Linked DNA regions of Mus musculus: all the other regions are linked to region 1. A link is a loop called in an ENCODE intact Hi-C map of the cell type or tissue named here. Cell type or tissue: left cerebral cortex. All regions are shown on one strand. Region 1 holds the start of Atxn1 (ataxin 1). Region 2 has its middle 27 kb from the start of Gm45949. Region 3 overlaps Atxn1 (ataxin 1). Region 4 has its middle 19 kb from the start of Gm45949. Region 5 overlaps Atxn1 (ataxin 1). Region 6 has its middle 16 kb from the start of Stmnd1. Region 7 overlaps Atxn1 (ataxin 1).

Region 1 (4,000 bases):
TGGTGCTGCAGCAGCTGTGGCTGCATTAACTATCATGCTTGCAAATGCAGAAGTGTGACAGAAGAGTCTTGTGACCTAAGAAATAGTTGCTAGACCATTTTGACCTTTCAAGAGTAGACAAGACAAAAATCAGCAAAACAGAAAGAAGGTGGGGGGTGGGGGAGACACGTCTTGAGACTTGTTGTAAGACAGGGAGGTCCCGAGCGTGGACCTCAGCACTGCTTACAGCTGAGCATCCCATGGGTCTGTAACCTCAACTTGGAGTGGGAAGAGACAGGAGGCAAAGACTAGGTGTGCTGATTTCCAGCCTAGTCTAGAAAATATGACCCTTTAAGTTTAGGTAGAGACCTTGTCTCAAAGGAATAATCAGAAAGTGATAAGAGGACCCTCCTCTCTCTCTCTCTCTCTCTCTCTCTCTCTCTCTCTCTCTCTCTCTCACACACACACACACACACACACACACACACACACACACACAGGTTAGTACCTTATTTTTAAATATATTTAATATATATTAAACATCTTAAGTATTAATATATTTAAGATATATGTATCTTTAATATATATCTTTAAAAAATAAATAGAAGGTACTAACATTTCTTTTTACATTAAATAATACATAACACACATCAGGAGCAAGGTTCAGCAGGGCCTCCTTCCTCAATTTTGCTTCACTACAGAGCTCGACCGAGTCTTATACAAACATAATATCAGATTTGGGGGTAGGGGCCAGTGCTATATAGCTGCCACCTTGAAAACCTTGTTCTTTTTCCATGGAGGTTTTATTTCCATGAGAACTTTTGCTTTTAGAGAGCCTCTCCTGTTCCTTCTCAGATGGTGCGTTTGACATTTTGTCTTCAGGAAATGAAACATCTCAGTACTCAAGTAAGGAAACTGCTCTATGAGTATTATGTTTGTGTTGGAACTTGCAGGAAGCAATAGCTGTAGGTGTGTGTGTGTGTGTGTGTATGTGTGTGAGAGAGAGAGAGAGAGAGAGAGAGAGAGAGAGAGAGTGTTTATGGCTTTAATCTTAATGGTTAGGAAAGTAAACAACACATTTCTTATTAATTATTTTTACTGTATGGATAATGTACATATTTAGCTTTCTTCAGGGAACATTTAAATTAATCGACTACGTCTAATATGAATTATGTGTTTTAATATGTTTAAGGTTGTTAAAATAATGCAAATTAACTGCTTGCACCAACGTAATAATTACAATATTAGGAGGTTTTTTCCCCTTGAAAATTCTCTAAATATAAGATGTCTAAAAATAGAGTGGAGGTGGATTGGACAGTTTACAGATTATGAGCTGGAATAAAAACATCTCAGTTATGCCAAAAACATGGCAACCAATATTTTCTGTTATAAAAATATTTTAGATTAAATTTGTTTTTTTTTTTATATGAAAGCTGTCTGCAAGTGAAGCGAATAACAGAAGCTTTGTCGGTTTCACAGGCCAGCCGGAACAATACCTGTAGCACAAAGCAGACGCCTTTCCCACAGGCAGCCAGCGAGCGTCTGCTCCATTTCAAAGACAGCTTTACCAAGAGGGAGCGAAAAGACACCAGTCAGTTAAGCTCTGAACTGTTAACCTTCACCTGGATAAAGCTCAGGAGGGAAAACAAAACTAGACAGAGCCCCGACAGGAAACTCAACGTTAACCGTCCACTAGAGGCTGTAATGAGACCAACAATGTCACTTTAGCATATGAAGTCTAATAATCGCGGATCCTCAAGTGAACAACACAGTTTATAGGGAGTGGGGGCGGGGGGGGGCGGTGAGAGGGAACAGTTGTAGTTCTATTTAAGCAACCGTGGATGTGTGCACGGTATTTCAAAACCTGAGAATAGATAATGTGTCCTACACCACAAACACACACACACACACACACACACACACACACACACACACACACACCACTGCATCTCTTTTATTTTATTTTATTATTATTTTTTTAATTTAACTTCTGAAGTGCCGGCTCCACAATACAGTAGTTTAAACGCGCACACGTTTCTCTTGGTGATTCTGTACGCTGCTTCAGACAGTGACTAATTGTTGGGTCATACGTAAACGGAGCCAAAAGGTCTCTCAAATCCGGCTTAGAGTCAATAAATAGTAGTGGCTTCCAGCGAGACCAAGGGATCGAGTTTCCAGACTCTCAGTTCTAAGCACCTGAAAGAGGTCAGATGCTGGCCTGACACCTACTGGTCTTCAAGAATTTTCTGCTGCAAAGAGAACGCGGCACTGAGCGACCCTCGTGGGGATGTGATGGCTCTTCTTTCGGGTGCCACACCTGTTGGCAAGGTGAACGCCTCCAGAGAAGAGTTCTTCCCTCGAGCTTACGCTTGGCTGAGGTGTAGCCGGAGGGGGCCGGGTGGGGAGTCCACGTCTGCGTTTAGCCACCGGGACAAGGTGGGTGGGGGAGCGTTCCTTCGCTTGGTTTCCCCGAGAACCACCATCGACTGACTGCTCAGTGCACAGGTTACCTCGCTTGCGATGAAATGAATGATCCACAGTTAGCCCTGAGGAGTGAGTGAGGTCGGTTACCAGGGCTAGCTAGAGCTGAGGCGTTCCATGCCCACAGCAGATTTCGAGACCAGCAGAATTTGAAAGGAGGACCGGGAGGTCGCCAGCTTGTCCAGGCAGGAAAGGTGAGGGTGCCAGTGCAAGCTGGGGAAGCCTGAGAACTTTCCCGAGTTGCAAGCCAAGGCAGCAGGCGCGGGCCTTGCCTCGGATGACGCAGGGCTGGCGGGTTGGAGGGTTAACAGTAAGGATACAATGAGTCCTCTTTAGATGCTCACCCGGGGGGCACCAAGGGCACTTCGTAATTAGAAATCAGCCGACTTCCCCGCCCCCTTGGGTATTTTACCAAGTAGGAGCCAAATCCTGACACCCGTCGCTGCGAGTCTCCCAGGTTGCCTGAGTTGCACCCTGCACTCACCCTGTCCCCCTCCAACTAGGTTGCAGGGAGCCGGGGAGGCGCGCGAGCACCGATCGGTCACCACTCCAATGACCTCATCGCCCCAACTTCCCCGCCCCTTTCTCAAACCTGGAAGGCACAGTCCCCTCCGGTCGGTGTCGGGGATCCGGAGCCACAGTTGCGGAGAGACAACCCGGCCTCCCCTGGAGCGAGCGCCGCTCCAGCCCGGGTGCATAGAAGGGTTAAGGGCGCGGGCCGGCAGCCGCGCCGTGCGCTCGCCGTGCTCTGTGCGGCTCGCCGGGCCGCCTGCCAGAGGGTGCCTCCCCCCCCCCTCCCCCCCCATGAAGTCGGATCCTTGAGCTGCGGCGGCGGCAGCCAACTGCTCCATATTTGGCTTCTATTACACATTTACATACTGGAGCGAGCGAGCGAGCGCGAGAGAGAGCGCGAGGGAGGGAGGGCGGGCGGAGGGAGGAGGGAGGGGAGGGGGGAGGAGGAGGAGGAGGAGGAGAGAGCAGAGTATACCGCAGACATCATTTCTACTACAGTGGAGGAGCCGTACAGGACCTGTTTCACTGCAGGGGGATCCAAAACAAGCCCTGTGGAGCCGCAGCTAGAGCTACAGCAGCCGCAGGACACTGTGTCTCTCCCTCTGTTACCCCTTCCCCACGCAACCCCAGATCCATTTACACTTTACAGTAAGTGGCTATTTTTTTTCCTCCTCTGATTCTTTCTCTCCCCCTCCCCCTTCCACCCCGATTTAGATTAAAATCACCCCCTCCCGCACCCCAATCTGCTCTCTCCGGAGAGGGGCCAAAGAACATCCAGCATACACCCCCCCTCCCCCAGTCTCAATGGGCTGCACGGAAAACAGCTGGAAGAGGAGCGAAGGAAACCGACGCGTCGTGGTGTGTGTGTGTGTGTGTGTGTGTGTGTGTGTGCAGGCGCGCGCGCGAGTGTATGTGTGACTGTGTGTACATACACTAGTGCCCGGCTCCAGCCTCCCGGCTCGGGACCCCCTCTGGGAGCAGGAGCGGCTAGCAAGGGCAGCAGATAGGGGCTGGGTGGGCGGCCGCC
Region 2 (4,000 bases), 120 kb before region 1:
GTCTCTTCCAACTTTTAGAGGCTTCTCAATTTCTTTAGTGATTCTAACCTCCACTTTCAGTATACCTCCTTCTCTTTTTCTAACCCCCTTGTATCCCTTGTATAAGGACTCTTGGGATTACACTGCACATAGATGGTCTACACAAAGATAGTCTGAGATTTCAGAGTCCTTAACTAACCACATCGGCAAAGGCCCTTTTGTCCTGTAAGGTACCATATTCATGATGTTAGAGAATAAGAAGCGGATGTCTGTTATTGCTCAGGGCTCTCTGGAGGAAAACATTGATATAATGATGATGAATTGTTAAACGTTATTTATTAGATTGCTTTATATAGAAATGGAACCTAACAGAGACTGGGCAGACTGTGCTAATTATGTTCCATACCGCCTGGAGAATAATCTAGAACAGCATGCTTTCTGTTTTGGATGAGTGAGTTCATTGAGTATACAGCCAGCAAAAGTTACAGAATGGGTAGAGTGTAGCAGCTAGAAGCCGAGACACGGCATCTCAAACCAGGTGCTCGCAGCATGCATTGGAGACCGCTGGAGCAGCCCAACTGAGAGAGCAGGCAAAGGTTACCATAAAATCCGGCAGGGATACAGCAGAAGTTCCGTGGGGAACCCCTTCCCCCTGCCAGCTGAGGCGGTCAGCAGAGCGTCATCATTCCCACCCCCTCCTCCCTCTGTAAGGCGTGCTGGAGAAGAACAAATGGCAGCAAATAGATGACATCATCAAACCAGGTGCTTGCATTATCCAGCAGAAACCAACTGGACTGGCGGACTGGTTGAGCCCCTCTGCTGAGGTTCCCGATTGAGTCCCCTCCCACCTCCCTCCCCTGCAATGCATGCACGCGAGCACACAGAGGAGAGTCCTACGGCTGAACTTGTAGGCTTCCACTTTCATTATTCTCAATATGGAATAAGCAGCCATCATCTAAATTGGAAATCGTTCACCTTCTCCTTGTTCTCAAGTCCACATAATTGTAATACTTTTAGTGGTATACTGTTTTCCTTTCTTCTTATTACAGTTAGGAGACCAGCCTGTCCCTGAGACAGGGACTTTTGGCAAAGACAACGGAGGGCCTCTTTACTCCTCAAATATGCTTTTAACAAGCATAACAGCACACGGCAATTTACTGATATAATGTACCTTACAGAGAGAAGAGACAAGACTTCAAAGGAGAGCAGCTGGCTAAAAATTGATAGTGATCACTTGACTGACACATCTTCCCAGCTCCTATGCCTGCAGAAGAGTTGTCAAATGTGAGGCAAGTGTCAGAGGGAGTGAGAAACGGCACCTCCATGCCTGAGAGGAGAATACTAGTTTTCTAATCCAAAGAGGAACAGTTCAGTGGGGTCCCTGTATCTCCAAGGCAACTGTTAGACTGGATAATCGATCACTACAATGAACTAATAGGATTAAAAAGATGCTTAGGCAAATGGAGCCTGTATGCCAGTCAAAATATACCTGAGACTGGAGAGGTGGCTCAGTGGTTACGAATGTGTAGTTCTCCTGAAGGCAACCCACATCCAGTTCCCAGCACCCATAGTAGGCCACTCACAACCGCCTGTAACTCCATATCCAGGGGATCTGGTGCCCTCTGCTGGCTTGAATGGGCAACTGCACACACAGGCCCCCAGAGATACACTTTAATTTTTAATTTGCATAATGTTCTCCACAACTTTCTGGATACACAGAAGCCATTTAAAATTCCAAATCATCCAAAAAGATTTTCTCATCTACCCCTTTGAATGAAAATATCCATGCAGGCATGTGAACGCTTAGTAAAATAAATGAACACGAGCCCTCATGTATTAGGACTTAAAATTTCTTGAACCCTTTGTAGGTTTCACAGACTGCTAAGAAGCTCCATTCTTAACAAAATTCACACTGGCTGTGCTGTTTCGATATGAACTCAATATTTGAAGAAAAGGAAATTAAATCAGCCCTTGAGTTGTTGTTTTCTTTTTTTGATCCACACCAGATTGGTGCGTCTGGATCCTGTGATCAAGATAGAATGTCATTATCCTGGTTTTTAGTCTGTGACCTGTCAGAGCGGACGCTAGGGTTTGAATGGAACAGCAACACATGCTTCTGAGATGCCTAATTGTGGCAACACAGAAATGTTGAATAAGCCTCACATGGAAAATGTTGTCAGTTCTCCGCCTAAGCCTTCAGTGTTTAAAAAAAAAAGTGCAGAAAATAGATAGTCAGGCAAAGGCTGCTGTTTCTCTGATGTGCTCAGAAGACTGTTCCCTGTTCTTGGCTTTGCCTTGCTGCTGGTTTTGAACTGAAGCTGGCAAGCAGATGACTACCACATGTCACACACACACATATCTACACATCCACACATGCACACATGCACTCATGATGTAAACATACACACATATACATATGTGCTATACATGCACACATACACACAGGATCACACACAAGCACACCTAAACATACACACACACACATGCATGCATGCATGCACACATACATACACACACATGAGCACACACAAGCATACTTACACACACACATACATACACACATACCACACGCACTCATGCATGCAAGTATGCACATATACTCATATGTGCAATATATGCACACATATGCACACACAGGAGCACATACAAGCACTCTTATACACAAGCACACTTATACACACACACAGATACACACACCTACACTCATACACACAAGCATGCACACACATACATGCATGCATGCATGCACGCACACATACATACACACACATGAGCACACACAAGCACACTTACACACACACACACACACATACATACACACATACCACACGCACATGCACACAAGCACACACACACACACACACACACACACTCAGTGGTAGGCTTCACCTCTTGTAGAGGTTCTCTCCAGAGCACTGTTGCTCTGAGCTTCCCCCCTCCCCTTTAAGCGGAAAGCCCTCCAGGGGAGTTTTGTGTACTATAAACAAGATCTCTGTAGGATCAGATAATAGGGTCTTCACGGATGCAATACAAGGAAGACAGGGAGCAGGAAGCCAGCATGTTAATGCTGATGAGAAATTATTCAACAGAGACTTGTATTTAAAGAGGCTCGTAATATTAAAATGCCGCTCTCAACTGCCATTTCCTCCAAAGATTTAAACCAAAACTGACTTAATTCTCGAGACGCAATGTCTAGACACAGAACTTAATGTCTTTCCCACAGATACTCATCTGTGATATCCGCGCAGTTTAAATGAACACTGCGTGTGTAACGTCGAGGTGAAGAACGAGGATGTGATTAAGGCTTGTTTTATTTTGGTAATCAAAGAAGTCCTTACTTGAAAAGGCATCTTCTTAAAAAGGAAAAATAGAGTGGAGGAGATATCCCAGGATAAGGACCTGAGTTCAGGCCCCAGACCCCACATAAATAAAATAAATGTGACAGCACACATTTCTAGTATTTGCACTGGGGTGGCAGAAACAGGAGGAGACAGGGGCTTGCTGAACACCCAGCCAAGCTGATCAGATATCCCAGGCCACTGAGAGACTTGGTCTCATAACACAAGATGAGAGTGAAGGACCCTAGCCAGCTCTGGCATGCTAAACACGTCTCTAGCAGGCCTTGTCCTGCTCCCCATTTCCCTCTGCCTTGCTAAAAACAGTTAGGTTACACCCCTAAAGCTAGCCACCAAAGTCTACTCGATTATTTAGCTACTTCCTCCTCCTGAGGCTGACTACCAAGGTCCAGCTATCAAACATTGAAGTCCAGCAATCAAAAGCCCCCTTTGGCTCACCTAATTAACATGCCCAATTAAAATTCATCCTAACATGGGGTTTCTTCTTTTACTTTTAAAAACTGCCATTTGCCTATGGGCCATGTCTGTCCCTCTCTATCCAGAGGTAGTCCTTTGTGTCCCCTTCTTCCCTGGGACAAACAGGCTTTCCTCCTCTCCCTTGTTCATTTTCCCTTCCCCCTGCTCTCTATCTCCTGTCTTTTTCTCTCATTTTCTACCCTTTGTGC
Region 3 (4,000 bases), 220 kb after region 1:
CCTCCACATGCCTGTTGAAGCATGCCTGCCCCCACCAAAACAAACAAACAAACAAACAAACAAGCAAGCAAGCAAATAATGTAAAAGACAAGGTTTAAGATAAAATAGGGACTGGAGAAATTGCTCCGCAGATAAGAGTACTTGTTCTTACAGAGGACCTGGGTTCAGTTTCCATGACCCATGTGGTAGCCCATAACCTTCTGTGAATCCAGTTCCAGGAGATATAATGCCCCCTTATGACCTCCTCGGACACTGCAGGCAAGCAAATACTCCAAATGTAAGAATCTTAAAAACTAGTAGCTGAAATCATGATGCCCAGTACACTAACCATCAATGCCTAGGCCTTCAATCACAGGGCTGTGATTCAAGGGCCATTTAGAAGATTAGCACATAGGTAAGCAATCATTTTTTCCCTCCTGGCGTACTGTCCTGTGACGCTCACAGGACCTTGGTTTAGGGTGTGATGTCAGACTTTTGTGCTTTCCTGTGAGCAGGTGTATGGTGGGTTGCCTTGTCCCATCCCAAACGAAGAGAACAGAAACAGTGCTTCTGCGTCCGAGCTTAGTCAGGTTCCAGTGTTGCTGTCTTTCCAGATGTGGCAAAGGGCACCATAAACGACTGTTCCTCAGGAAATAGGCACCAAGCCACAGTGGCCTCCCTGCTTACCTCTCCCCCGCCCAACCCCTGGCCTGGAATGATGTGGTGGCCTCGGGACAGGAAAGAGATGAGCAGAACCGAAGCCATAGCTCCACTCTGTGCACACCGCTTGCCCCATATTTCTAACTCGCCATCTTTTCAGTTCCAAACCCTCTGTGTTAAGTAAATGCTCCATTGCTGTGAAGAGTGTGTGCAGCTCCTGGTGAACCACGCTAGGTTTACACTTCAGAAGCAGCAAGGTGTGTGGCTTGGCATTGTTGGCATATTTCTTTGCAGGAAGTATACATGTGTGTGAATGTGTGTCTGTGTGTGTACGTGCATATGTATGTATATACATTAGTGTATGTATATATATGCATATTTGTGTATGTACATGTGTATATATGTGTATGTCTATGTGTGTAAATATGTGTATATATGTGTTTGCATGTGTATATTTGTGTAACTCTGTATGTGTGTACATGTGTGTATTGTGTTCATGTGTGTATATATGTTTGTATGTATGTGAATGCATGTATGTATGTATTCATGTGCTATGTATGTACAAGTTCATATATATATACATACACATATATGTGTGTATATATATATATATATATATATATATATATATATATATATGCACACACACTTGTGTGTGTGTGTATGCATGGATGTGGTCAGAGAACAATTTCAAGACACCATCTCGTGTTGTTTCTCAGAGTACCACCCATCTTATTTTTTGAGACTATGGACTTTCCTTGGCCTGAAACTCTTGAGTGGCTAAGCTGGTGGCCCAGTGAGCCCCAGGGAATCTCCTGCCTGGCCTCCCCAATGCTGGTGTTACAAGCACATGCCACCACACCTAGAAACATGTGTTCTTGGGTGAACTCAGGTCCTCATGTTTGCAGAGCATGGGGTCATTTGCCAACTGAGTGGTCCTGAAGTGTCTCTCTCTTCTGGCAATACACCAGGGCCCTCCTAGCACTTACCAATGACTGCCCCCTACTGCTCCAGAGCATTGAGTACAACTTGGTGTCTGCCTTGGAGAAAGCCTTTTTCCCCTGAGTCCCGGGGTGAGCTCAGTGAAGTGTGTAAGTTAAGGCTGTCAAGACAGGATGACGACAGGGTGGAAGGCAGGATGAAACTGCAGCCTGACTCCTAATGCCACCGCTTCTCCTTCCCTTGCTGAAGCTTAGCGCTCTCTGCTATTTGAAGAGAGCAATTTAGATTTATATTAAGGAATGCATAAGTAGGTTTCTGTGATGAAATCTCATCTGAATCAACTGTGGAGAGTGTATGCTAATGAGTGTGCACAGGGCCTCCCTTCCGGAAGCAGCCGCCCCCCCTCAACTCCCTCACCCACAAGACATCCGAAAGGAACTCAGAACTCAATCTGTGGGGAAAGGTTAGCCCCCTTTCCCTGTCTCTCAGTATCACACCTCTCCTTGTAGAGCCGTAAAGCACTTGACAAGCCTTCAAGTAATTCCAGGTGATGGATTCCCCCCACCCCGGGAGACCCATAAGAGCTGGTTTTACATAGAAGCACATATGACTTCAGTTTCAATCAGAGTATTTGACTCTCTCGCATCGCTTGGCATCACCAGAGCCGCCTTTAGCTTCCCCTGCAGTTCACACTCTCATTCTTCTTCTTAGAGTTTTGGCTGCTCACTGGTAAGATGTCAGAAACCTTTAGAGTCAGCCATGCCAATGTGCAACTTTGGCCAAGGCACTTTTCCTGGGTGGGACACAATTTCCTTGTCTAAGTGAGGAGTCTGGCTGAAGACTCTTGGGGCGGAGGACTAGTCCCCACCTCTCTGATGTTCTGTAACCTCCATGGCTTTGTGCTTGCGGGGAGTCAGTATGAACCTCCAGTACTTGTACATCTTGCAGAATGGCCCCGTCTTCCTGCTCTACTTTCTATCATTCCTTGAAAGGTGCTCAGATTGGGTTCAAGGCTTTTCAGTCCTGGTAAACAAGCACACAAAACCCAAAACCCGTGGTCACACCTTGACTTCCACCCCAACTACTGATGAATATTCAGACCACCAAAAGTTGTGGGTTTCTGGAGGTCAGCAGGAAAATCCCTCAGGGCTGGAAATGGACAGGCACAGACTAGATCCCGAGAAAGAAATAGAAAAGCTTGAATGGTTGAGCCAGGCCAGAGGGCTCTTGCCTTTCTCCCTAGGGCTAGAGATATCAATGGGACATAAAGGAAGGTAACAGGTTACCCCTCTCTTCTAGTTTCAGTGGAGTTAGGGTCAAGGCCATCCTGCTACTTCTCTTTGCTGTGGATAAAGGGGTCCTAGAGGTGTCCCCAAAGACTTTATACAAATCCTTTCTGTCTCCCACAAGCCTTCAGGCTTCAGGCTCCTTCAGTCTCTCTGTGAGATCAGTTTGCTTATTTAGCTCTGCTGTATGTCACAGTTATATAATGTTTCTGCAAAAGAAAAACGCCATGGGTTTTGTATTTTTTTTGAAAACTAAAGGTATGTATGCAGTGGGAGAGGTTGTGTGCAAAGCAGCACGACCTTAGATGAGTCATGTGATTTCCTCAAACCTCACCTCCTTTATCTGGAAGTGAGGCTTATCAGGGGCTCTTGCTCTGTCTTGTGAGATGACTTAAAAGATGACTTGTCGAATCATCCCTTCATCTCACACACAAGCGCGCGTGGGTCTCTACAGCCTCCACTGGGAGAGAGATTACACATGCAGAGTGGTTATTTCAAGCTGATATATAAAGCATAGACAGAAATATATAGTTTGTAAAGCTGCGAATACCAGCATCAATGAGGCTGCAGCAGTTGTTAACTAGACAATTTAATAATTGTGTGTCTAATCTCTTGGGTTTAAAAACAGCTATGGTCCCTCCACCATGCCTCTCCTTCAAGTGAGTCTTACTCAAGCCTCTATGTCTTGGTGTTCCTAGCTGTTCAATGGACAGTAAAAATACAGACCGTTTCCCTAGAATGTTGGAAATGCTAAGCTAATTCTCATTTGTTAAGAGACTAGAGTCTATCATATGGGAATCACTATAAAACATATATTAATCATTGCTGACATTTTTCCTGCTTTATAATGGAGATCCGTGCTGTGGGGCAAGTTTTTAAATGGGGGAATCTGTTTTTTGTTTTGTTTTTTGTTTTTTGTTTGTTTTTTTAGTAATCAGCATGACAGTCATTTGTGGTTTTGGTTTTTTTTTTTTTTTTTTTTGTTTTTTTTTTCTTTTTCTGAGACAGGGTCTCATGTATTCTCAGAGCCTCAAACACTAGGTAGCCAGAGATTCCCTTGAACTTCTCATCTTCCTGCCTTCCCCTCCCACATGCTAGGATTATAGACGTACCCCACCACACCTGACTTGTGT
Region 4 (4,000 bases), 76 kb before region 1:
GTAAATTCATTGTGGCGGGCCCTAAGTGGAAATGACCCTTAGCAAATGTTATCTTTCTCACTGTGTAAGCATACTCTCTGGGTTTAAATAATTAATTACACATAGCAATGGCTGTTTCAGCCAAGCTTGGAATTCGAGTCCTTTGTTAGGAGAACATCTTTATCAGTACAATTCATCAAAGGGAAACATCAAATAAAATCTTTTCCCAGGCAGTATTCTCAATGATAAGTGAAGGATGATCTCAGAAGGGGGGAATCTCATCCCTTCCCCCTCCTTCCTCCTTGAGCATTCAGAGAAAGCGTGGTAGAAACACCTGACCTCTCCCTCTAAGCCCTGGATTGGTCTTGCCTGTAAAGACATCATTGGTACATGCCTTCAGGGAATTTATGCCATCTAATTGGAGTTATACTGACCATAGGGCGTTCCCTGGAATGCCTACTGCAGCGTTAGGCACCAGAGCACAGAACCCTACGCAGGTAATTAGGGGACAGTACGAGCCCGTCTAGACTTTGGAATCATTCTGGTTCCAGCACGCCCAGCCAATCAATAGGCATTAATCATCCCGTGCTTATTGCTAACGTGACTCAGCCTCCGTGACTCATTGACATCACACACAGGGAAGTCTGTTGTGACTGGAGATGGGCAAGACAATTAGTCTAGAAACGAGCTTTGCCTGAAGGTGCAGACTATTCCAGCAAGGAGCGGGTAGAGTACCGAGGTTGGGTGGGGCACAAATGCAAGCCCACAGGGAGCCCTGCGCAGCGCAAGGAGGGGCACCTACCTAGCATTGTCTGCCCAGTTGGCATAGCAGAGTGTGCACGGTTTCGATTTCCAAATATTTTTTCATTTATGGATACGTTATCTTTCTAACTCCCTCATAGGCTCGGGAAGGGAAGGGTAGGGGCCACAGTGGGTCCCATCTCCGTCTCTGGTGCCTAACTCTGGCTAGAGAGAGGTGGCCACCTAGGAGTAGTGTCACGCGCTGCTTGTCTCCTTGGTGATAGCTCTGCTTCCGGCAAAGATCTCGTAGGCTGACCCAATAAAGGTGACGATCTCACGGGGGTTGTCAAGCTTCGGTGCCCAGCGAAACTTCTTTGGCCTGCTAATCACTGCAAAACAGGCTCTCTCACAGAGTTCCCCTCCTTCCTGTTCTCAGCTAGAAATACCATGAGAACAGACTGTCTCACAGTGTTTTCAGACTTCCACTCCCAGTCCCTGCCAAAAGCAGGAAGTGCAGAAGTGGGCGATAATTCTTTCTTTTCTTTTTCCCTTTCTTTTTTTTTTTTTCTCCTTTTTCTTTTTAGAACACTTTATTAAAGAGTTTTGGTTGTTACTTGTTTTGTTTTGCTTTTTTACCCCCCACCCCCACCCCGAACCTCATTAGAATTAATTTGAGCAATACTTCCAATTTACATGATGATTTGAAAAAACATTACATGAGGTATTTCTTACTCTACACAGGGCTCTGATCCAGTGGGCGCGGGGTGGGGGGGGGGAGGGGGTCCCTTCTTCCCCACAGTTCTGTAATAACACCACATATCTTGGACATGACGCCTACCTTCACACAAACATCCCTTCCCAATCGAGTCTGCTTTCCTTGCTTGTCTGTGCTTTACCCATTAGTCGACCGTTTCAATTTGTGGAAACTGGACACAGACACTGAGTGCCATCGAAAGGACTAGGGGCCACTGGGTTTAAGTATACCATTGAAGGTGGAGGAGGGACGAGTGGGAGGGGGAGAGGAGAGGGAAGAAGAGGGAGGGTGGAGAGAAGAGCAGAGGGAGAAGGAGGGAGAAGAGAGGAAGCGAGCAGAGAAGCCATGTAAGGCCGAGAAAAGGAAGGAAAGGCTAGGAAGCAAAGCTGAATCACAGGCCAAGGAAGCCATTTCCCCTGCAGTAGACCTGTGTTCTATGCTCACGTGAAGCCATTTGATCACCTGGCCATTTGAACATAAACAATACGGAAATAGGATCACCGACTTGGCAGGGCCTTGATCCACAAGGCTAGCGGCTTATCAGAAGAGGGACAGCAAAGTAATCTTGCCCTTGTTGCACACACAGAAGGAAGGCCGCCTGAGGACAGCCGGGAGAAATCAGCCATAGACGTTAGACTTGCAAGCCTCCTCAAGAATTCTGGGAAATAATTAAGCAATGTGTAAATCAGCCAGGCTGTGAGATTTAGTTTTCACAGCTCTGGAAGGCTAATGGATAGATTATCACTAATGAAACTAAGGTTGCAGGTTTTCCATATTGAGGGCAGAGCCTTCTGACGGTCCACTCCACGATGGCTGGACACACCTTGTGGGAGCAATGGCTTCCTCTGCTGGTCAGTATCTTAAGAAGCAGATCTAAGGTGACCTAGCATAGGACTTGAAGCGGGTGGGAGACCGAACGTCAGGCTGCAGCTAGTTCAGCTGAAGTTCACACACAGCGAACAGCAGGCTAATGTTAATTAGAAATGACTAATAAACGATGAGTCTTGGTCCAGCTTGCTTCCTCAGACAAAGCTGGGTCTGGTCTAAAACCCCGGAAGCTTGGGCTTCAGGATGCCAATCACCTCTGCTAAGCTCTGTACAGAATTTTGTATTGAATTCTAAGAAAAGCCTAGAGACTCTGTAAAATTATGCACACCCCCCCCCCAACTCACTCTTACACCAATTAAGTATGCATAATATATCTGGCCTGTGGTAGCCACTAGGATATTAGGAGAAAAGAAGCCAAAGCACTCAAGACAAATAATTGACTGAGTAAGTAGACTAGAAACAGAATTCAATCAAAACCAACCAAGGGGAGGAGGGGTGTGAGAGAAGAAAGGGCATCTGTGAATCCGTAAAGACTCAGCGGACACATACCAAGTCCAGTGTGCCTCTCCAGTGTCCCCAGCAGACACATACCAAGTCCAGTATGCCTCTCCAGTGTCCCCAAAGACTCTGACAGTGCACGGTTCTCACCTGCAGGGAAGCAGGATTTCTTGAAGTACCCCTTGATTCTAGGCAAGGTACCCAGGGGTTTGCATATGTCATCTCTATCATTTCTTGCAAGAGTCATGTGGGGTGGGCTTGGCTGTCACCCCTTGGTGGGAACACGGAGGGGAGGTGTGAGGTTGTTAAGGTGAACTCTGGCCCCCATATCCCCCCCTGACCATAAAGCCAGAAGAGTGCCAGCCAGTTTGTTAGAGCTGTCAGTGATTACCGTGAGCCAGGTCAAGAGCAGCAACAGGCAGGGGCTGGAGAAGAGGTGGGGACAGTGACACTCTATCTCCTGAATAATAATAACCTGAGCGATTTCCCAAATGGTGCTCTCTCCTTGTTGCTTCTCTGCGGGTCCCAATTTTGTTTTTTGGCAGAGTACACGGTGTCCGTGAATGAGCACAGGGCTGCAGGCAATGTCAGCCCTTTGGGCTCTCTTGCTCTTGCCTTTGTGATTCTCTAAAGGGCTCTGAGCTCTGGAAAATTAGGACTTTTCAATGCAAGAGCCATTAGCGATTGAGCCAAGCTTTGGACGTATAATTCTATGAGAACAAGAAAATCATGGGAATTTTTTGAAAACCTTGAAGCTGAATTCATCTTGCTCAGCTACAAAACCTTCACCCTGCCTAACTCTTACATAATCTCTTTGTGGTGGCTTCCTTCTGTGTGTGCTGGTAGTATGTGTGTTTGTGTGTGTGATATGTGTGTGGTGTGTATGTGTGTGTATAAAATATATCATATGGGTAATATATGAGAAATCTGTATCACATTTGGGTAATGTATAATATATGATATATAATATATACACATGCATATATATGGATATACATATATATGCATGTGTAGGGGAGCAATGGATGATTACAAACCACCTTCTCCTTTAGCTGTGAATGTAACAAGAGCAACTAGCAGGACATGTTGTTTTTCTTCTTTTATCTTCCAAAAAGATCAACCAGAAACCCAATATGAAAAAAGCTAATGTGGTACTAAGTTTGCAAATTTAAACCGAGTCCTGCAGTTAAGGCATGCGAC
Region 5 (4,000 bases), 390 kb after region 1:
AAAATCAAATGGGAAGGCTCAAGGCGAGGACCTAAGAAGTCTCACCGTGTCCGCGTGACCTCTGTCAGTACGCCAAGGGTCCTATCTCCTGGCGTGGTTTAGCATCCCTTATCCAAAGCGTTTAGGACAAGACGTGTTCCTCATGCACTACTTCCTCAGTTTTAAATATTTGTGCACCTGAGAACGGCACCCAAACGTGTATTTGCGCCTTAACGAAGGAGACAATCATCTTCATTTTATGTAATATTTTTAGGGAGCCTATCATGTGACTCCAGTCCACCATGGGAGGGCAGGTGTGGAATTTCTTACTTGTGTCCTGTGGCTACTCACAGACTTGGGCAATTTGTGGGACGTTCTGTGTTTGAAATTTGCAGGTTTATGGCGCTGAACCTGCTCTAACCCTGATGAGCCATCTACATTTCTTCCTCTTATTTGTGGAAGCTGGGGGGGGTGGGGGGTGCGTCCAACTCACTCACTGAGAATGTCAGGATTGTGTGTGTAGAAACGGCATCTCCCCTTAACCCTCACCCTTGAAATGTGTGTGTGTTTTTTAAGGCCATATGTCAAATTCTAGAAGCGTCTTCTATTCTAAGCAGCCAGTTGCTATTTACAGACCTTAAAACCAGTAGCCATCCATCCTCACAGAAGACAGAAATGTAGCACAGAAAGGTCTTGCCTCTTCTCGGCCAAGACAGGGGTGGGGGGAATGGAACCAAACTTGAGCAAAAGCATCATGCATCCTGTACAGAATGGCACAATAGCTAAAGGCATGCCCAGCCTGCAGACCACACATGACCCCCGTCAAGGTGGCCGATACAAAATTATAAACTTACCTAAAACATCATCAGATTTATTTTGAGGAGCAAACGTTGTGGGGGAAAAATCTCATTGAGCAGTTCTTTAGTGTGAACTTTCTAGGTAGCGATGATATGTCACAATGTCAAACCAGTTGGACAGACCTACAAATTTAAATCATGTTTCTGGTATAGATTTTGAGATAATGAGAGAAAGAGAGTCTTGAAAGAATAAACTATTAGTATTTTGTGAAAAGAAGAAGACCATTTAGGAGGGAAGGAAAGGCAGAGTGCAAAAATAGAATAAAATAATGAAATATATATATATAATAATGTGTAATGAAAACTCCGGAGCGCACCACTGCTCAGTAATGGGGCATGGCGCCCCCTAGTGGATGAGTGAAAATCCAGCAGGATCCACTACCACTTTGTGGAAGATGCAGGCATTTCAGAGAGCTAGTAGAACGGAGAAAGACCTCACTCCCTCCAATTGGCCATCTTTCATGGCAAACACTCCCACATTTAGGATAATACCTAGAGAGGTAGCAACAGGGGAGCCAGGGCCAAGATCTCTTGAGTCCAGACAACATAGCAAGATTCCTCTTCTGTTAAAAACTATTACTCTAGGCTCAGAGAGATGGCTCAGTGGGTAAAGGCATTGCCACCAAGCCAGACAACCTGAGTCAGATTCTCCAAGAGCCCCGTGATGGACAGAGAGAACCAGCTCCATGCTGATAGCACATGTCAATAATAATAATAGTAATAATAATAATAAATGTCCTAATTATAAAATTTTAAAATGTAAGCAATTAGGATGATGGCCTGAGATTTGCCTCACTTCAGCCTGGGACACTCCAGCATCTTTATTAATTGCTCCATCCTTGTTTCAGCAAAGCGAATCTCCAGCTAAGGTGAGCAGAATGAGTTTGAATTTGTCAGCGGTGATATATGATGAAGAGAGATAGTGCTAAGTGGGAGAGTACTTGTCAGGCATCGACAAGGTGCTGGGTCTGATCTTCGGTCCTAAAAATAAATACATACAGTTGATATCTCCTGCTAGTTCATTAGCAGAAGCTCAGCCCGGTTAGCGTTCAGGACTGAAGAGCCAGCCAGCCTCTATCAGATAAGTAGCATAAATAAATCCTTGTGCCTCTGAGAGCCATCTCAGCCTTCACAGGAGCTTGCTGGTTTTGCATACAGCAGTCACGTGCTCAGGCAGTTTTCTGTTTGCCTGTTGCTAAAGACTCATCCTGAATGTGTTTGACATTTTACTTGGCTTTGAAAGGACTTTCATGCCCCCTGCGTTTTCTTCCCTCAAGCTGCCTTGAGCTAATTAACCTATTCCCTCGCTGGCTGGGGCTACTACTATATGCAAATGCTCTCATTTCCTATTCTGACATATCACTCTTGCATGAACATCCCTAATGAAATCCTGCGGCGTTTTATGGGGCAGTGCACCTGTGCTGCCAGCAGGGGGAGCATGGAACGGTTGGTTCTCTGAGCAGACCTCAGCAATGATTAAATGGTTATGTTCCCTTGTCAGCTGGTATGAGAGAGGGGACTCTGGGCTGGAAAGATAGCTCACTGGTTAAGAGTTCTAGTTGCTCTTTGCAGAAGACGCAGGGTCAAGTCCCAACAACTCCACTTCCTAGGGAATCTGATTTCCTCTTACGACTTCTGTGGGCAACAGGCACACATGTAGTACACCTGCGTGCAGGAAAAACACTCATACAGATAAAATAAAATAACTAAGTCATTTTAAAGTTAGAGCTTAGCCATCCTCTTTCTTAAGAGTGATTCTCAGAGTCTAGAGATAAAAGGTTGGCACTAATGGTTTTGTTTTTTTTTTTTTTTTTTTTTTAAGACAGCAAAAATTAACAATGCTTTTGATACTTTGGGGGTTTGGCTTTGGTCCGTCCTTACAATGGATTTTAAAACACCGGGTATCGATGATGCTTCGTCCTCCTAATAGGAGAGATTCCTACCGAATAAAGTTACTTACAACATAATTCCTTACCCACTTTCAGTTTTTCTACATCTTCAGGTACATGCTATTTTTAATTTTGTCAGTATGAATAACTTACGTCTTTTGACTTCTGTTTCCCGTGTTTACTGGCTGCCCTGTCAGTATTGGGGGGAGAGGGCTTTTCTTATTGACATAACTCTCATGTTCAGACACTTGAGTGTCCAAAAACCTCCACTATCCTATACACATTTGCATTCTTAGGTTCTATCTGCCTGTTCAAACTCAGGAGGGGGGGGGCAGCTTCTTGGGGCATTTGTCGCTTTGTTCTGGTGATGTTGAAACAAAACAAATGAGAGGGATTAAACCATCCTCACCTTGCCCCAGGTGGGAAGTGGAAAGTGGGGTCTGAAGAGTAAACTACTTATCACACAATCGTGAGGGCGTGAGTCTGTACCTCCAAAACCTATAGAAGCCTGCAGGCCAGCTGGCCTGGTTTACAAAATAGTGATGAGTCACCCTCTGCCCCCATCTCAAGTTAGGTGCAAGGTGAGAACCAACCCCTAAAGTTGTCCTTCGACATCTGCATGCACACTGTGACATGCTAGTCGCACACACACACACACACACACACACACACACACACTAAACTGGATGAGAGCCATTTGGAGTTGTGTGATACAGGGATGAGGAGCTGAGCACAGGATTATGCTGCACTGTGGATCTTGCTGTTGGTTCTACATGGACATTGCTTGAATTGTTAAAGACTGGGAGCTTACAGTATGCGTTTGGTTCTGCTTGGTAAGGGCTTAGAGTTTTCATTTTGATTTGTTTTTTTTTTGTTTGTTTGTGTGTTTCTTTGTTTGTTTGCCTGTTTGCTTGCTTACTTTTTCTGCCCCTTTAGACAGGGTCTTTCTTTGTAGCCCAAGCAGCTGGTCTACAAAGTCTCAACTTTCCTGCCTCAGCCTCCCATGGGCTGAGATTACAGACACTCGTGACCACACCCAGTTTGAGGGTCTGTTCTAAAGTCAGATCATAGGAAAAACAATCTGAGGAGGAAATGTATTCATTCAAGTTCCAACCCCAGAAAAGCAGCTCCCCAGATCAGAGCCTTTGATGTTGTTTCCCTCTGCAGCTTCACCGTGTGGGCAGTGCTCCTATCTCCTGCTGCTACCGTGCTTCACACTGGTCTTCTTGGCAGTCTACCCTGTGCCAGGTAGACATTGCTCACACAAGGGTGGTG
Region 6 (4,000 bases), 290 kb before region 1:
CTGTGACCCCAAAAGTAAAAACTGATTAAATCTGACATCTATCTGACGTCTTGCCAGGCAATGAAGCAGGAAAAGATGGAACCATAATTCTAGGAGACCAGTGGGACCTTTTCCAGGAATAGTATGCATGTTTGAATTCTAAACCAAGACACTAGCGTTTGTTCTAGTTTCCTTTCTGTTGCTGTGATGAACAACCACAGCAATTTAGAAAGGATTTTTCTGGCACTTCCTCCTTGTCATAGTCTATCACTGAGAGAAGTCCAGGCAGGAACTCAAGCAAGATCTTAAAGGGGAAGTCGTGGACAAACACTGATGGCTGGCTTGTCCTAAGACACATGCTTCATCTCTCCAGGAATGTCACTTCCCAAGTAGGCCGGGCCCTCCTACTATTATTATCAATTAATAATCAATTATAAGTAATCAGTCTTGTTGACCCCAGACATGTCTACAAGCCAATCAGATCTGGTTATTTTCAAAATCAAGACCTCCTTCTCAGGTGACTCTAGGCTGTGTGTCAAATGGACAGTTAAATGTCACCAGGACACATGTTTTATTATTATATCACGTACACTCATAGACTCATAGAATCAGAGAGAATGAATAGGAACATGAGAAATATCAAAAAGATCCGAATGGGCTTTTCTATTTTTTCTTTCTTTTTTCTTTTTCTTTTTTGTTTGTTTGTTTTAAAGACAGGGTTTCTCTGTATAGTCCTGACTGTCCTGGAACTCACTGTGTAGACCAGACTGGCTTCAAATTCACAGAGACCCACCAGCCTCTGTCTCTCAAGTGCTGGGATCAAAGGCATGTTCTACCACGGCCAAGGCCAAATGAACTTTTGAATCTGAAACTTTCATGTATGAGATTTAAAAAAAACAAACTGAATTCAATGGGATTAACAACCTATTAGATACTACTGAGGAAAATATGAGAGACCTAGAAGACATAGCAATGAAATTACTCCAAGTAAAACTTATGAAGGAAAAGATTAAAACCCCCAAAGGTTATCATGCACTGATGGATAACTTCACACACCCCAAATATATATATATATATATGTATGTATAACTGGAAAATACATTGAATGGCATAAAGTCATAGCACAAGACCAGGAAGGGAGAAATGAAAACATAATTGAAGTAAAGAAAAAAAGCATGGTAATATCTTTGGATAAGTTTCCAAAGATTAAAAAACCAATTTCCCCAAACAAACAAAAACAATGCCACAGCACCTTCCCCTCCCCCCTCAAAAAAAACCTACTCTTCCAAGTAACTGACAGGTTAGTTGTGTGTGGTATCTAGCTCATGTCTGCAGTCTCAGCTCTTGGAGGCTGAGGCAGGAGAATAGATGCCAGTTTGAGCTAGCCTGGGGCACATAATGAGTTCTAAGGCAGCCTGGGCTCCTTAATGAGACTTGTCATAGAAGCCTGAAGCCACTTGAACAACAACACTTCCTAAGGACATGTGGCAATGGTTGCCCGTGATTTCAGAAGTCTCGTAGTTGGCAGTAGTTAGTTCTGTGATCTCATACATAATTTTTCCTGTCTGAACATCTAAGCATGGACCTACCAGCTCCTGTTGGATTCTTTTCCAAAACCAAATAGCTATGCCAATTGTTTATTGAGACAGTGCCAGAGAAGGGACAACAATGTTTTCAGGTCTCCTTTAAGAAAAGGGTGCTGGTTGGGGCGGGGGAGACTCCCTTTCTAGCTTTACTCTGAGACAAGTGAAGGTGAGGACTCTCTCCCAGCCCTCTGTGGAAGCTGGAGTCCTTCTGGACTAACAGTGGCTTTTGGGATGCTGCTGCTGTGATTAAGTCACCAAGAGCCACTGGGGGGCGATATCACCGCACCGATACTGAGTGCTACTCTTGCTTTTACTGTGTCCAAAGCTCTGAGTAAACTTAGGTGGTGGGTGATCTGGTGCATCTGTCTATGCTACAATTAAGTCCTAATGCACTAATTATGTCTCCTCTCAAAGTAACAGTGATAATCAGTGGAAGCAGCCAATACAGCCCGGCAGACTTCTGAGCTGGGTGCATTTGCTCCCTTTTCTTGTTTCCCTTTTATAGAGGACTCTTTGGAAGAAAGTGGGAAATGCCTGGGCAGCAGGTGGAGATGCCTAAGAGGCAAGTTTATCAATATACTCGAGACCAGCCACAGGGTGATCTTCCCAGCATCTTTCTCAAAGAAACATGCCTGGAGTCAGACGTTTGGAGTCCTATTTCTAAGAGCTCTGACTATCCTTTAGCTCCTCCATGAGTCTGCTACATTTAATAGAGGCTTCTTAAGTTCCTAATATAGGCTTCAGGTACTGTGTCCTGCAGAGATAGCCGTAAGGATACAATGTAAGCAGTAAGGATACAATGTAAGCAGTAAGGATACAGAGTAGTCCCTGCTCCAAGGTACCAGAGTCTGGTGAGGATGAAGACAACAGATTAATGATCAAATCTCTAGTCTCAAATCCCACAGATGACGTGAGGAAGAGTCTAAGTGCCTGTGAGATGGTCTAGCACAGGAAGGGATGGTCAGAAACTGATATCTGAGGGACAGATGAAGGAGCAATGCTCTAGGTTGTCCCCAAGGAAACCTGGATTAACCAGAGAGACATGATGTCCTTTAATGACAGGGCACTCTCCAGATAATGTTAAGAGTTTGAGATCTTTTTTTTTTAATTTGGAAAATTAAATGTTGAGTGATCCATTCATATCTTTGCAAGGTCAGTCTGGCTTCTGTTTTTGGGAAAAATGTTTGGAAGGGAACTGGGGTCAAAGCAGCGGGAATAACGAAGAGACAGGGAGACAGTCTCATCATCAGGAGACATGTGACAAATGCTTCACAGAGAAGAGAGGACAAAACAGATCCCAGACACACAGTGAGCAAAGCAGGTGAGGCAGGAGCGAGGCGTCAAAGGTGACCCTTTAGCATCTGACGTGGGATGTGGTGGAAGGAGGTGACATTTACTGAACTGGGGAAGAGGGGATGATGAACAGAAGAAGACCGAGGGCTCAGTTTCAAACATGATCATTTTGGATGTCAGGAGACATTCGAGTGGGGGAGGTAAGGGGTTGAGGGAGATGATGTAAGGTCAAGACTCAGTCTTAGGAATCACCAGTGAAAAGCCCCAGAAATAGATGAGATTACCTCAGGGACACTACAGCAAGTGCACTAAGAACCCAGGAGGACCAGCTAAGAACCAGACCTTGTGGCTGGGGGGGGGGGGGGGGCAGTGTATAGAAACGGAGGGAAGATCTTTTCAGATGGAGTCACTTGGGTCAGGAGAACTTTCACAGTACACTCTAGAGTCCCCTCAGTAACTAAAAAACATTATTCAGTTAATCCAAAGGATGTATAATCCAGCTTAAAGTTTGAAAAGGAAATGGCACATGAGAGTCAGAAGTAATATTGATGTCATATTGGATTTCCACAGCTGCGATTGAATGCCGGTCATACACAACCAAAAAGTCGAAGGGTCCATTTGGGCTCACTGTCTTAAAGGATTTTTGTCTGTGGTCATTTGACTTGATGGGTTTGGGCAGCAGAGCACTGGAATGTCTTCGTTTAACTGTTGACAGGAAGTACAGGGAAGCAGACAGGAAGAGGTCAGGGCAAACATACCTCAAAGGGCAGGAGTCTGGCGACCTACTTCTGTAGCCAGGCCTAACATCGTAAGGTTTTCAGAAATTCCTCAAATCGCACCTCCAGCTGAGCGTTCACTCATGAACCCACTGGGGGAACATTTCATAGTGAATCATAACAGATGGGTTGTGGATTTAGACTCGAGAGGTAAAAATTTAAAACTTGGAAGGACGCTTTCAGGATTTTAGAACACTAAACATATCTTTAAACACACAAGTAGAGAACAACTGTCCAGGATAAGAATGATAAATACAACTTTTAGTGTTTAAATCTAAGAACTGTTTCACGGGGACTTGTGGTCTGAGTTCAGCCTTGCAGCTGGGGTGTATGAGCGCTGCTTGGGCAAACAAAGGGGTGGGGCTA
Region 7 (4,000 bases), 350 kb after region 1:
ACCATCATTCTGGCTCACGTGCGTTTTGCATGGCTTGCGTCTATATCTAGATTTCTCCTTTTCATAAGGATGCCAGACGCATTGGATGAGGGGCATCAGCACCTCATCTTAACTGACTGTATCATCAATCACTCCACTTCCTAATACGGTCACATTGGACAGCACCGGAGGGTAATATGACTACATATACATTTGGAGGCATGCGTGAATCATGTCTCCACGGTGACCATTCTGGGAGGTGGCCATGTGCCTATTAGCTGCACATTCAGCCAGAGACCTATCTGGAGAGATGACTTCAGGTAACAAGGCCCTTAGAGGATGTGATGTAATCTCATACTCCCCCGAGAGCTATTTATGGCCCACGAGCCTGTGAACATTTGAATGTGTTCAAGCAGAAAAAGACAATGAGCCAGACAGTCTTCTCCGCCCACTTAGGAGTACTCGTGTGGCTCAGCCGCCCCTTCCTCCAGCTCCACAACTGGTTTGCTATGTGAGGTGGGCCTGGCGCCTTCGGGTAGAGGAGCCTCTCCAAAACATCACATGGGTGTCAGTTCCTTCAGGAGTCCCTAAATGAGTCCAAACACAGAGGCTCACGACGATATTAGATCATAGATAGCCAGTCTTCCAAGATCCTGGGAACCCAGATGCATGCAGCATCAGGATGGTTAAGGATTACTAAACTTGGGGATCTTGTTACTCCGCACAGCCTGGAGCAGACACCATGCAGAGCCTTGTGAACAGGAGCTGGAGAGATGGCTCAGTGTTTGAGACCACATGTCACTCTTACAGAGGACTTAGGTTCAATTCCCAGTAATACTGTAACTCCAGTCTCAGTGTTCCCTTCTGGCTTCTGACAGCACCAGGCATACGCATGGTGCACATATATATGTCCCGGCAAAACATTCATACATGTAAAATAAATATTTTTTTTCTAATTTATGAACGAATAACAGTGCATGATCTCCAGGTCCCTCCCCTTCGCTTGGCTTCTCTTTTAGAAGAGGAGACTTGACAGCTTTCTGGTGTCTTATCCACAGTTGCTTGGCAGGCATTGACTGTACCTGTGTGGAGAAGTACCAGCGCTATTCTGTTGTAGACATCCTCTGAAGAACATCCCATAGCCCACCCAGAGTCTGCTCAGGGGAGGTAGCCTTCTGCACCCACTTACTTTCATCATTATAACTATGCAAAAAAAGACAGAAATGGGCAAGCCTGGGGTAAAGGAAGCTGAGACCAGCTATCTCGCAGAATGGACTTTCATTAGGAAAGAGAACCTCACAGCCATTGGGTGTGGAGGGGTGTGGTTGGAGCTTAAACTGCAAGAGCATTGCAAATATATGAGAAGATTGGGAAGACACCTAAAAGAGAGAGTAAGAAAGAGAGCTGGCCTGTACATCAGCACCAAAGTGTCTCTTCAGAGAAAGCCCTCTGACCTTGTAACATTGTCCCCAGTGTTGGGGAGCCTGGCTGGCACTCAAACCCACCCAGTTTGGAGGTAGATGTCAGAGCTACTTGCTGATTGCAGCAAAGGTAAGGAAGCTCGGAATGTATAAATCTCTAGTGCAGCCTCAGAATGCAGAGACCAGAGTAGCAGAAGAGACATAGCCTGATTGTAGGGTGGGGAGTGTCAGCTGGCATCTGTGAGAAAGTGGCCCCCATTTCCCATCTCCCACCCTCTTTTCTTGCTTCTTAAACCATTCTGTGCCTGTGTGAAGGATGACCTATTTGGAGGCGTCCCTGCACCCTGGTGGACAAAGTTGGGTACTGCCTTCTCTTTCCTTCATCCAGCATCTCACTGCTTCATTTAGAGAGCTCTCTTGCTTGCCCCGTGTTGTAACATCCTCTGCATGTGTCTGGCAGGACATGTATCCCAGTTGGGCTTCACTCGTTTCTGATCTCCCAATACCACGTGGCAGAACCTGGCTTACTCGGTGTTTGGTACACAGTTGTTGAATGACTGAATGAGCTCCTGCTTTATTCTTTATTAATGCAGTTCTTAGGTGTCCTAGAGGATACAAATAACTAGAATTGATATTATGATAAAATAATTTATTTAGTGAGCAAAGAAGATCCTCCCCTAGCCCCCACCACTGAGGTATCGTGGAAGGAGCACACCTGACAGACTCAGTAGATTTCCAGCCCCAGTTCAGATCCGCAGGCTGCATGTTCTGTGGCCAAGATTTACCTCCTTCTCTGATCTGAGCCTCAGCTAAATAACCCAAAAGGAGGCCTTTTGCTTATCCCAGAGAATGGCTAGAGGAAGTATAAGGGGGTGACAGACGTGAAGGTGCCATGAGAGAGTGTTGTATAAAGCGCAGGTGTTGCTATAGCACAAGCTGGTATCTGAGGCAGGATCAGTCGGTGGGTGGAATGGACTGGAAACATCATTTGTTTCTGTTCGGAGTGTCATGTGCTGGGTAAGTAGGCAATCTCAGGACTTAGAGGCCAGCCTGAGTATTGCAGAATTGAGGCCATCTTAGACAGGCAGAGGAATAGAGGGCAGCCTGAATAGTGTAGCATCTAAGAGCAAGGAACAGGTGCATGGGAAGGTCAGAGAATGTGCCCTATCACTGTTGGAGGAAGCTAGAGGGACCCTGTGATCATTCTACATATCATGGAGTAGGCAGAGGGCATCTAAACTCATAAAACTGGGCTAGATCGCCAGCCATGGTCTATATGTATGGTGTTATATTCAGTGATTGTTCTAGCACTGCAAGACTCAAGCCACAGGAAGCCGCTTGCTATTCTCTGGACGTCCTTCATGCTCATACCCTTGTCATTGCTTTGCACACACTCCTTACTGTCGGTCAGAATGCTTCCCTTTAGCCATTGGTACCTGCTCATCGTTCAAAAGTCAGCCCTGCTATATGGATTTCTTTGCACTGGACTGTTCCCCCCTAGTAGTACTCTTCCTTTGTCTGATCTTAAATACACACACACAGACACACACACACACAAATACTTATTCTGCTCCTAGTTCTCTCCCTGTTTAATGTGGCAGTTCCACTGGCATCTCTGACTCCTGGAATCTATGGGCTCCAGCCTGCTCAGCATTGCCTCTCCAGGGTCTGCTATACTGTGTATAACTTATTCTGAGTGTATGCTCAGTGACTAAGGAAAACCTCTCTGCAAACTCTGCATTCTTGACACCGAAAAGCTGGCCAGTAGGAAGAGCAATATCTGAATCACCACCAGGAACCGAATAGACAGTGTGGTGAACACTGAAGTCACGGGACCCATTAGGAGCCATCCTCCAGACCGTAGAAGGGATAGCCTGTCAGTCCAGTGGCATTGTTTCAAGCTCCTATCTCTGACTTCGTTTTAGCTTTAGATGGAATCTTAGTCCATTGGTGAGGTGATAATGAAATATTGTAGGCCAAGTAGCTTAAAAAATAACAGAAATATACATCCCATCAGAGTCTAAGATGGAGGCAGCAAAAGGTTTGATATCTAATGAGGCCCATTCCTGGTTCCCAGATGCCACCTCCTCACTCTGTTCACATGGTAGAAGGGAAGACAGCACTCCACAGGGCCACTTTTATCTGGGAACTGATCCCATTTCTCTGCTGTCTGCTTCTACGGTCTAACCACCTCCCAGTGCTACAATGGGGGGTGGGGGTGGGGCTTCCGAACTGGAACAGAGATAGAATTTAGAATGCAGAAGACAGAGATAATGGTGGGGTGCTGTCTACTAACAGAAATGGTAAATTATAGTGTGGGGGTTTAAATGAAAAAATGTCCCCCATCGGCTCAAGTATTTGAATACTTGGTTCCCTGTTGGTGGTGCTGTTTGAAGCCGTTTAAGAGGTGTAGCCTTGCTGAAGGAAGTCCATTCCTGGGGGTGAACCTTAGAGAGGATGAGAGTTTCAAGCTTCTTAGCACTTCCACTGCTCTGTCTCTGCTTTGTGTGTGTGGTAGAGGTGTGATCTCTCAGCTTCCTGCTCCTTCCAATGTGCTTGCCTCCTGCTGTCCTGCCTTCCTGCTATGCTGGAGTCTTATC

The links. A loop is a pair of places that touch in the nucleus more often than their neighbours do. Peaks named below come from ENCODE experiments on the same cell type or tissue, not always from the same donor. Only the 100,000 strongest peaks of a DNase experiment are listed, where the experiment ranks them.
Region 2: a loop joins it to region 1, with 3 times the contacts of the local background. A loop is called at or near these places in 4 of 42 quality-filtered maps.
Region 3: a loop joins it to region 1, with 2.3 times the contacts of the local background. A loop is called at or near these places in 4 of 42 quality-filtered maps.
Region 4: it touches region 1 in a loop (4-fold over the local background); 3 of 42 quality-filtered maps call a loop at or near these places.
Region 5: it touches region 1 in a loop (2.0-fold over the local background); 9 of 42 quality-filtered maps call a loop at or near these places.
Region 6: a loop joins it to region 1, with 4 times the contacts of the local background. A loop is called at or near these places in 15 of 42 quality-filtered maps.
Region 7: it touches region 1 in a loop (2.0-fold over the local background); 5 of 42 quality-filtered maps call a loop at or near these places.

Annotation. Positions count from the first base shown.
Region 1 is chr13:45,964,436-45,968,435 of GRCm38, reverse strand. Atxn1 (ataxin 1) reads left to right here and starts at 3,445. Exons shown (of 8, transcript NM_009124.6): 1 at 3,445-3,621. It overlaps 5033430I15Rik (RIKEN cDNA 5033430I15 gene), which reads right to left and starts at 3,212. Exons shown (of 2, transcript NR_167678.1): 1 at 3,053-3,212; 2 at 1,928-2,525. In left cerebral cortex, CTCF peaks have their summits at 1,655 and 2,219 (motif pointing left); DNase peaks (open chromatin) are centred at 2,402, 3,033, 3,354, 3,827 and 2 more places; H3K4me3 peaks cover 2,014 bases; H3K27ac peaks cover 1,487 bases.
Region 2 is chr13:46,086,037-46,090,036 of GRCm38, reverse strand. No RefSeq gene overlaps it. Among named protein-coding and RNA genes, the nearest start is that of Gm45949, 27 kb to the right of the region's middle. In left cerebral cortex, a CTCF peak has its summit at 1,616 (motif pointing left); DNase peaks (open chromatin) are centred at 1,668 and 2,131; H3K27ac peaks cover 681 bases.
Region 3 is chr13:45,744,262-45,748,261 of GRCm38, reverse strand. All of the region lies in intron 4 of Atxn1 (ataxin 1), which reads left to right. Among named protein-coding and RNA genes, the nearest start is that of Atxn1, 220 kb to the left of the region's middle. In left cerebral cortex, CTCF peaks have their summits at 256 and 1,629 (motif pointing left); DNase peaks (open chromatin) are centred at 1,726, 1,913, 3,059 and 3,294; H3K27ac peaks cover 2,488 bases.
Region 4 is chr13:46,040,305-46,044,304 of GRCm38, reverse strand. No RefSeq gene overlaps it. Among named protein-coding and RNA genes, the nearest start is that of Gm45949, 19 kb to the left of the region's middle. In left cerebral cortex, no CTCF peak of the experiment used is centred here; DNase peaks (open chromatin) are centred at 1,159, 1,783, 3,418, 3,577 and 1 more place; H3K4me3 peaks cover 418 bases; H3K27ac peaks cover 1,258 bases.
Region 5 is chr13:45,570,158-45,574,157 of GRCm38, reverse strand. The region is part of intron 6 of Atxn1 (ataxin 1); the gene reads left to right. Among named protein-coding and RNA genes, the nearest start is that of Gm34582, 47 kb to the right of the region's middle. In left cerebral cortex, CTCF peaks have their summits at 1,194 (motif pointing left) and 2,261 (motif pointing right); DNase peaks (open chromatin) are centred at 1,210, 2,255 and 3,998.
Region 6 is chr13:46,255,859-46,259,858 of GRCm38, reverse strand. No RefSeq gene overlaps it. Among named protein-coding and RNA genes, the nearest start is that of Stmnd1, 16 kb to the left of the region's middle. In left cerebral cortex, a CTCF peak has its summit at 1,834 (motif pointing right); DNase peaks (open chromatin) are centred at 1,833 and 3,781.
Region 7 is chr13:45,611,305-45,615,304 of GRCm38, reverse strand. All of the region lies in intron 6 of Atxn1 (ataxin 1), which reads left to right. Among named protein-coding and RNA genes, the nearest start is that of Gm34582, 88 kb to the right of the region's middle. In left cerebral cortex, a CTCF peak has its summit at 1,759; DNase peaks (open chromatin) are centred at 1,753, 2,275, 3,549, 3,873 and 1 more place; H3K27ac peaks cover 766 bases.